Linked DNA regions of Homo sapiens: region 1 is linked to region 2. Evidence: chromatin contacts called from ENCODE Hi-C data. All regions are on one chromosome and are shown on one strand. Each heading gives the region's core, a stretch centred on a gene start or an enhancer-like site at or near the end of the contact. The rest is flanking DNA. Distances are from core to core; before and after follow the strand shown. Region 1 overlaps FLI1 (Fli-1 proto-oncogene, ETS transcription factor). Region 2 holds the start of ZBTB44 (zinc finger and BTB domain containing 44).

Region 1 (4,526 bases), core at 1,185-3,684, 1.6 Mb before region 2:
GCAAACCCTATCATGTCCGTTAATCCATTCAAATGCTGAGAGGTAGGCAGGGCAGCTATTATGATTCAAAAAAGAGGCCACATCTTTGTGGATTTGGGTTCTAATCCCAGCTCCTGCCGTCACTAGATGTGTGTGGTCTGAGCAAATCCTTCCACTTCTCCTAACCTTAGTTTCCTCATCTGCAACATGAGAAACTTGCTTTCCAAAGTGCCTCAAGCTATGGGAGTGGGGATACGGGAATGAGTCTCCCCAACATTCAGAGGCTCCCCCAGAGCTGGCAGCCCAAGGCACACCACTAAGTGCCACTGCCTTCTCCTCCCCTCTGCTGGCCGGATACTGACCAATGGAGAAACCAGGACTGGGGCGGGAAGGAGTAGGTGGTAAGATTCTTTTTCACTTGTTTCCTGCACCTGGAGACAACAGCAAGACCATTATTTGGATGAGTTATTGTTTAGAGTTTTGTTTGTTTTGGTTTGGGTTTTTTTAGCTTTATGAAAAGAAATGCCTATTTTTCAAATTTCAATTGTTCCTTTCTACTGCCTGTCCAAGCTCACTACTTTTCAAGAGGCCAATCCCTGGGTAAATCTTAGTGAATAGCAGTCGACTGTGTTATTTATCTGTGCCCCATGCTGGAGGTGCAGACTCGGTGAGACCAGCAGAGCAGCTGAGGTTAGACTCAGTGGAAAATCCAGAAGTGCAGATGTGGATCCAAATTGGGCTGAAAAAATCTCATGAGATCAGGCTTTCTTGGACTTCCTGCTTTTAGCCTAAGCACTATGTTCAACATAAACGAACTTTCGGTATTTTGAAACTTCCGTTTCTGATCTCAGAACCTGGAAGTAAAGAGCTGTTGTGAACATTTCCACAAATTTTGTCATGGTTATTCTGGAGGCAGAGTTGAACCCTGTAATTACGGAGCTTTGGGACTCACTACACCCACAGTGGCCTGCCTGGATTGCAGTATGGGAGAGGGGAAGGCATTTTGGTGGAGAGTCCAGGCTTTGGAGACAGGCAGGACCCTGTTCAAATTCTAGCTCTGCCATTTCCGGCCATGTGACTGGACCTGTCAGAGTCTCAGTTTCCTCATCAGTTAGATTAAAAAAAAAAAAAACAGTTCGTAATGTTGTGAGGACAAAATGGTCTGCGTGTGTGTGTACTCTTTCTCCCCTTTTCCCGTGTGTGTGTGTGTGTGTGTGTGTGTGTGTGTGTGTGTGTAAAATCTGTAATATTTATTTACTTATAGCTTGAATAAGTTCCCCTGGGAGTCTCAGGCTGCCTGCCTCTGATAGATGTGACATTGTGAAGTTGCTGAAATCCACCTAATTAGCTGTCAAAGAGTGCATTATACAAAGACAGCGAGGGCTCTGCATTCAGTCTAAGCTCTAAGGACTGGCACGATCTCTGGTGGACTTGAAGGGCAACGGAGACTTACTGCAAATTTTGGGAGCTGAATTACATTCATCCCGTCTACTCATGTTTCTGGGGCCTCATTTGCTTTCCTGGGACAAGCAAGGGCAAGGCGCTGGGCAGGTCAGTGCTGTGAGAAAGCAAGGTGCTCCAGCAGCATGGAGTCACCGGCTGAAATGGACAAGAGCTATGCAGGGCAAGGAAAAAGGGAGGAGAGGGAGTCAGGGCCATGGGAGACAAGGGACATGGAAAACCCACCCAAGGCTGCTGAGAAACAGGACTAAGTTAGTAAGCCCATCCTGCAGGTGCTACTACTTCTTCTCTGTTTCTTGGCTTACTTTTTTTTAAAACTCATTACGTGCATCGTTTAAGTTCTTTAAAATAATGATTGCAGAAGTGTCACTTCATCCTTGTATAAAATTTAAAACGTATAGAAAATTTCAAAATAAGAATGTAAAAGCACGCATAGTCTCACAATACAGAAAGCAGCCGATTCATATTTTGGTGCCCTTCCTTCCGGTCTTTATAATGCAAATATATAGACATATATGTATTATTTTATCTAGCCAGAATCATATTGCTTTGTAACCTCCTTTTATTCTCTTTATATTAAATTACGGCCATGTTCCTGTATCATTAAATATTACACTATATCACTACTTCTGATGGAAGTACAGCAAACCACTAAACACGGAAGTCAAGTCCTGGGCTCTGGAATAGTATATATTATTTTAGTTATGCCCAGCTTCTGGACCTGGGATGGCATTTTGTAACAGACGCAGCCTTATCTCTTTTGTATTTTCATAAAATCTTCAGTATAGGCTCTAAAAAGGAGCCCACGTGAAATGCTGAAAAGACGATGTTTAAAAAGTCACAAAGTCCCCCTAGAGTCATAAAACCAGAAACACTGGGGGGTGGGGAGGCCAAGCCGGGCCTTCGCTCACCTCCTTGTGCCTCTTAATGCAGCCCAGATGGAAGCCCGTCCAAGACCGGATTGCAGGCAAGCCCAGGGCCCGATCTGATAGCACAAAGACACCCACAACTCTGAATTTCCTGCTACCAGGAGGCCTCTTTTTGCATAGGCTGTCTGATTTACACATACGTGGAAAGCAGCCACTAATAATAGAAGGGTTGCCTCTTTTCTTCCGTTGTCAGACTCCGCGGGCCCTGCTCAGTGACTCCCGCGTCTCCAAGCAGCTGCCTGCCTCTCTTTCTGCCCCTCACAGCAACAGGGTCAGCCGGGCTCCTTGTAAGAAAGAGGCCAGGCCCTCTGCGCCTTCTCTGTGTGTGGCGGAGGTGGGGAAGGTGCTTTCTGAGGGCTCTTTGTCTGGCGAGCAAGCCGGACCTCTGTGCAACAGAAGCCGCCTCTGGCCACCCCCGGCCCTTCCCCCTCCACCCAGTCAAGTTCTGCACAGCCAGTGTTTTCTCCTCCAGCCCCAGCTAACCTGAGCTCTCTCAACTAATCCAGAGAAGCTTCTGGAGAATCTGTCCTTGCCAACTAGGGGCTGGCAAGTTCGTGAGAGAGAATTAATTCTCTGTGAGCCCCTTAAGACTAGTAACTATGTGGAGCTCACCCCTGTAGGATGCACCACAGACAGCTGGAATGGTCAAGCCCTTCAGGGATGCCTTCTTCTGCTGCCTTGATTCACATGGTGCCATCCACTCAATCATTCATTCATTCCGCCAGCCTGTACTTGGCACCTCCTATTCTCAGCACGGTGTAGAATATAGGGATGGAAGAATGGAGGCGAAGACAGACGAGGTCCCTGCTGTCACAGAAGAAACAAAGAATAAAAAGAGAAGAAACTAGAATTGAAGAGTCTGTGGTGGGGATTGCAGGGGAGATGCCTGTCAAGTTATAAAAGGCCCTAATACATTTTTGCTTTATGTTTGAAATTGTGACCCTGTCCTTAGCCTATTCCCAACCAGCCTCAAGCATGGTTCAGTCTCACAGTCCAGCTGCTGAGCTGTAGAGAGACCATCTCTTTATACAAGATCAATTATGGGTGCAAGAGCATGCCTGGCTCAAGCACACAGACCCACAGACCCTTGTGGTCAGGGAGTTCCTACATGAACCCAAACCTTTGGGGGCTGGGATGTTTACTCTTGGCACTCTGGGATTTCCTGTTTCTAAGAAAATGGGCCTAGATGCTCAGCTACATTAACCAAACAACATGTTGACACAAATGAATCTGAAGCTTGCCCGCTCCAGGCTCTCTAGAAGGTCAGGTTTGGGAATGAAGGCATTTGGGTGACTTTCCAAACTCTGAATCCCAAGCCCAGTGACTCAGGCCAGGTATTAATTTGAGGGATCTGCTTCCCTCCTCTTCCTGCCTAAGAAGGCCCCACTAAGTGGCTAGAGTCAGAGGCTCCCTGGTCATCTTGAGTAGTGGGAATGCTTCTCCTGTCTGTCTGCAGCTGGTCTTAGAGGGAGGCAGCCCAGGTAGTATGGTAGGATGCTCCAAAAGACCCACCCCGCAGAAACCTCCATCACGTTTCTGTCTGCCTGAAATCCTTGCCATGGGTTCACTCCTTTGAACGTCCAGGAGGTTCATGTAAAAATGTAAAAGTTACCCCCTGACGTGACTTAACCATATGACATTTGACACACGACTATATGACATTTACTATATGGCTGAGCCTAGCAAGGTCCTGGGAATATGGAAAACCTGAAACATTTTGACAGGGTATGGAGGAGAGGAAGGGGAGAAAGCAGAGGAAAAGCTGACAAGGTCAAGGGATGCTTCTCGGAGAAGGGAGAAGGGCAGGAGGAGGATGTTCAGGCAAGGAGCAGAGCAGCCTGGAGATGCCAGTTTGGTGATTATGGACACCTTGGCTGCTTAGCCAGAGGTGGCCCTCACAATGCCATTCCTGCTGTGCCCACTGCCCAGAGTGCCAGCAAACACTGCAGGATTTGCTTGCTCAGACTTCAGGCAATGCAGCTTTGTCTGCTGGGGAGAATCTTACCATTTTTAACCTGTATTTGAACCAAGAGATTTGCGTGACCTCCACAGGAAAGTGCAACTATCTTCCAAAAATGTATAAATTATCAAAGATGTATTCTATAACAAAAATGACAGTCCTTGAGATGTGGTGGATTAATATTGCTAGATCAGGAG
Region 2 (5,130 bases), core at 486-2,985:
TCTTACTAGTTGTGTGCCCTAAGGCAAGTTGTAATTCTTCGTATCACTAAGTTTGTCACTTCTATAAAATTCAAGTAATAATATCTGCATCATTAGGTTGTTCTGAGAATTAAATAATTACAAATGCAAAAATGCCAAGCAGTACTGCACAAAATGAATAATCTGGTTTTCATAATTAATCAGTACATTACTAATAATCCTAAAATACAAAACTAAAGGACTACGTTCATTATATTCACATTCTATGATAAGGGGAAACTACATTAGGTAAAATTATTATTAATCCACTGACAGTCCAAGTGAAGTAATGGGGGAAATGAAGATTTATACAGTATTTTTTAAACCCAAGAATTCCAACTGAACACCTAGAGAAAAGGAAATCAAAATCGTGCAGCTTGCTTCCGGTATCAGCCGATCTCCAAATAAAGCATTAAGAAAATAAGTGGAAGTTATGGAGAATTTCTTCCTGACTTCAAGAGATTATCTACTTACACGCTGAAAAAGAAATTAAGTTTTTGTCTTCATTTTTGTAAGTTCCAAAAAAAAGCACACAATTACGGGGTTTTATTGTAAATTCTGCTTGGATTCATAGAACTCACATGGACGCAATTTCCTTTTAATCAGTTCTAACGTACCTGTCATTTCTCGAGGTAACCCCTTTTTCTGATTAGGCCAGCAATAAAACGACTAGATGCAGAGTGATCCTCAGGAAGGAAAGGAAAAGAGGTGTGTGTGTGTGTGTATGTGTGTGTGTGTTTGTGTGTGTGTATATATATATATATATATTTTTTTAAAGAAGTGCCATCTTTTTCTTTCTGTACCAGAGAAAAAGCAGAAGGGGAAAGGAGGAAAAAAAACAGGTCTGAGCCTCCCGGGTTCGACCAGGTGAGAGGTGGCAACACTCCGGCCGCTCCGGGTTAGGGTGTTGGGCAAATGGGCGTGCAAAGGACGGGCAGCTCCCTGGAAGGTCGGGGTAACTGCTCCGGGACCGCGGGGCCCAAGGCCGGTCTCCTCCCAGAAGGATTAAATGCCACCGAGGGGATCCCGTGGGGTGTCTCCCGGCGCGGACTAGGCTGACAGACCCGGCTCTCCGCTCCCTTCGGCGCCAGGTGGGGGCCACGCGGTGTCAGCCACGGGCAGCGTGCAGGGGCCGTCCCCCGCGCGACCGGAGCCCGCCCTCCCCTCCCCGTTACCTGCGGGCGGCGGCGCCGGGCCCGGAGGCCTGCTGCTCCTCCTCCTTCTCCCGCCAGGCTGGGGCGGCGAGGCGGCGGCGGCGGCGGCCCGGGGGGAGGGGGCGGAGCGCGGCTCGCTGCCTCTCTCCTCCCCCGGGAGGCTCAGGGGCCCCTATCTCGGGCCGCCGCGCCTAGGCCCGTGAGCAGCCTGTGGTGGGGCATGGCGGCACAGCCACCGGCGTGCCCGCGAGTGGGAGTGCGAGGAGGCGGGGAGGGAAGCACCCCCAGCGCTCGGAGGGGCCAGAGGGGAGGAGCGAGGGGGCCCGGGAGCCGCGCGCTGGCGACCGTTGGGGACGGTTGGCCGAGGGCAGGCGGTTGTTTGGGGAGCGCGGCGACGGCTCGCGTGTTCCCAGCGGGGCGGGGTGGGGAAGGGGAAGGGGACTGAGGGGAGGGGAGGGGGAGGTTGGGAGGGAGCCGCCGCCGCGCGCGTGCGGCCGGCGCCGCCGCCGTTGCCGCTCCGCTCACTCCAGCCTGTTTGGGGGCACTTTGTTTGTGTCCCACAATGCTCTGCGCCGGCGGCCTGGCTGGGGAAGGGGAGGAGAAGGGGGCGGGGCGGAGCGCGCTCGGGGGCGGGGCTCGGGGCGGGGAAGGAAACGTGATGATTGCGCAAGCGCAGAAAATGGGCCCTCTTGGCCGTCGGGACTTGTACTGTTGGTGACTCCGTCTCCTTAGACGGTGGAGCCTGCGTGACCCAGAAAGGCCGTGAGTCTTGACACTGTATTTTTGCATATGTGCGCACATGTGCCGATTTACATTCACATGCCCCATAAGCCCTGTCCCATTTGTCCTTCCTCTAAGCCGTCCTCTTACCCAGTTCCCCTCTCACACCTGAGAAGCATTTCTCCGCAGGAGTCACATTTATAGCATTATTTTTTTCTTCGAACTAAAAACATAACTCCTATTTTCTCGGGTAGTTTTTGTAGGGAGGTCGAAATAGAAACACTTCAGCCCCTCTTCGGCGAGGGAGGTTAGTTGGTAAGGTGCCCATTGTTCACCCATGGAAACAGGCCTGCCAAGGGCCGCCCCGCAGACAGGTGAGCCCGCGCCCCCGTCCTGGGCGGACTGCGACATGCGGCGGGTGTCTGGATTGCGTGGCTCCTCGGGCCTCCTCGCAGTGCTTGCTCTCTTCCGTTCTAGCACTTGCCTCGGTGACCTGGCAGGACGTGCGGTTCTTGAGATGAGTGGAGAAACGGACTCCCAGGTCCCTCTCGTTCTTCCAACACAGGGACAGCTAGAGCTGCTCCAAAAATATACCCTACTTCTTCCACAACCGTGAATCTGTCATTTTTACTGCACCATCACTTACTTCCTGGCCTTCCCGGAGGAAGTGTGCGGGCCTCCCCGAAGTAACCGGTACCGCCCGGGGGGTTTTGAAGTTCTTGGTCAACTGCAAAATCAATCAACCTAGTTAACTCCTAGGGCCCTAAGTCTTGGCTTCCCCTGGCCAGGCGGGCGAGCGCTCTCCACACCGCCCCCGGAGGTCATAGGGGTTCCCGGGACTGCAGGCGGCAGCGCCCCAGGTGCCTGGGGGCGGGCGGGGTGCGGGCAGGTGCTCCTTGGGCGCTTTCTGTTTTCCCACGCCTCCAGTTTGCAAACCGAAAGACTTCTTTCCAGAGGGTTTTGTGCAAGGTGGGTGGACGTCCCGCTGAAGTAGAGTGGATTTTCCTTTTGAAACACTTGGCAACATCTCACATTAATTCACTCTGAGAGACAAGCAGCCAAGCACCTGAACACCCTGACACTTGCAATCTTCTTTAGGAATAAAGGCAATAAAAACAACTTCTGTTTTTATAGTCCTTCGCAGTTTCCAACAAGTTTTCAAGCATGTATAATGTTATCTAATCCTTACGGCAACTGTAATTCACAGGTTTTATCACAGGTTTCTATTATTATTCCCACTATCATTCTTATTATTCCCATTTCAGAGATGAGAAAAATCAGAAAGATGCGAACTAGGCCCAGAAACTTTTGCACTAAGTTTTGAAGAGGGGAAGGGAAAGAAGGCGGAATGCTTACCTGGGAGAGGACTGGCGGCCACAGAGCAGGGCTCAGGAAAGGGCATGAGCTGGGGCCCTGGTGAGGAATGTGTGAGAATGTATGTAGGTGGTAAGCAACTGGACAAGAATCAGGGTGGAAATGAAGTAGTCAAATCCTATCTACCTCTCCTAGTGCCTTTAACAGGATAGTCAATAAAAGACCATGAGGCAAGTCTTTTCTAAGTGCTTCTCCAGGGGCTGTGGTGGCAGCTCCTCAACTACTACACTGACACAAAAATTTGCTTTCCTTTGTAGTACAACTTGAAGTCAGGTAGAGGAATGCCTCTAGCTTTGTTATTTTTGCTCAGAATTGCCCTAGCTTTTCAGGGTCTTTTGTGGTTCCATACAAATTTTAGGATTTTTTTTTCTAGTTCTGTGATGAGTGTCATTGATATTTTGGTAGGGATTGTACTGTACCTGTAGGTGGCTTTGGGTAGTGTGGATATTTTAACAATATTAATTCTTTCAATTCATGAGCGTGAGATATCTTTCCTTTTTTTTTTTTTTTTTTTTTTGTTCTCTTCATTTTCTTTCATCAATGTGTACACTTTTCCGGGTAGAGATTTTTCACTTCCTTGCTTACATTTATTGCTAGGTATTTTATTTTGCTTTTTTGTAGCTATTGTGAATGAGATTGTTTTCTTGATTTCTTTTTCAGATTGATGGCTGTTAGCATATAGAAAATCAACTGTGCTGGGTGTGGTGGCTCACGCCTGTAATCCCAACACTTTGGGAGTCCAAGGCAGGCAGATCACGAGGTCAGGAGTTCAAGACCAGCCTGGCCAACATAGTGAAACCCCATCTCTACTAAAAATACAAAAAAGTTAGCTGGGAATGGTGGCACGCGCCCGTAGTCCCAGCTACTTGGGAGGCTGAGGTGGGGAATCACTTGAACCCAGGGGGTGGAGGTTACAGTGAGTCGAGATCGTGCCACTCCAGCCTGGCGACAGAGCAAGACTCCATCTCCAAAAAAAAAGAAAAGAAAAGAAAATCAATTGATTTTTGTATCCTTCAACTTAACTGAATTCGTTCATCAAAGTTCTGAGAGATGGAGTCTTTAGGTTTTTCTAAATATAAGAACAAGTCATCTGCAAACAAGGATAATTTGACTTCTTCCTTTCCAATTCAGTTGCCCTTTATTTCTTTCTCTTGCCTAATTGCTCAGGTGAGGACTTCCAGAAATATATTGAATAGGAGTGGTGAAAGTGGGTATCCTTGTCTTGTTCCAGATCTTAGTGGAAAGGCTTTCAATGTTTTCCTGTTCAGTGTGATATTAGCTGCGGGTTTGTCATATATGGCTTTTATCATTTAAAAACTTTTCTTCCCTTAGATTATTCCCTTGTCTCCTCTGCCTTTTCCACTTAAAAAATTTTTTTTTGGAGACAGGCTCTCATTGTGTTGTCCAAGAGTGCAGTGGTGCAATCACAGCTAAATACAGTCTCAAACTCCTGGGCACAAGCGTCCTCTGGCCTCAGCTTTCCAAATAGCTAGGACTACAAGTGCGCCACTGTGCCTGGCTAATTTTAAAAATTTTTTGTAGAGATGGGTCTTGCTATGTGAACTTGGGCTCAAGTGATCCTCCTGAAGTGCTGGGATTACAGGCATAAGCTACCATACCTGAGCCCTTTCCTGCTTTTCTTTCTCATTTAACATTTAAATATTTTATCATCCTTCCACTCCACCCCCACCTCAGGTCTGAAGAATTTATTAACGAACAAATGACCGTGAGGCCCTTCAGAGCTCAATGCTAGATGCTTGGAGAGGGTGTGAGAAAATCTCAAAGAAGATTAACTTTGCAGGAGCCCTCTTGTCTGCTTTGGCTCTGGGCAGGGTCAGTTTCTGTGGCTTCTGCAGCCTCCCAC

What was found. Hi-C counts contacts between places; a loop is a spot of excess contacts on that map. Pooled maps may share reads with other maps.
Region 1: a map with no recorded cell type shows a loop between it and region 2 (4-fold over the local background). The contact joins the enhancer-like site here to the promoter of ZBTB44 in region 2. A Hi-C loop is called at or near these places in 5 of 37 single-sample maps with no recorded cell type and 7 of 50 pooled maps.

The regions. Positions count from the first base shown.
Region 1 is chr11:128,718,182-128,722,707 of GRCh38, forward strand. All of the region lies in intron 1 of FLI1 (Fli-1 proto-oncogene, ETS transcription factor), which reads left to right. Among named protein-coding and RNA genes, the nearest start is that of SENCR, 24 kb to the left of the region's middle. RefSeq lists enhancers at 1-278, 797-1,006. Within about 2 kb of position 2,435, at least 11 of the 41 ENCODE cell types and tissues checked have a DNase peak (open chromatin) inside an H3K27ac peak, as active enhancers do.
Region 2 is chr11:130,313,182-130,318,311 of GRCh38, forward strand. It overlaps ZBTB44 (zinc finger and BTB domain containing 44), which reads right to left and starts at 1,736. Exons shown (of 8, transcript NM_001301098.2): 1 at 1,194-1,736. It overlaps ZBTB44-DT (ZBTB44 divergent transcript), which reads left to right and starts at 1,812. Exons shown (of 7, transcript NR_148980.1): 1 at 1,812-1,934. RefSeq lists enhancers at 890-939, 2,100-2,199, 2,370-2,469 and silencers at 1,030-1,859, 2,770-2,829.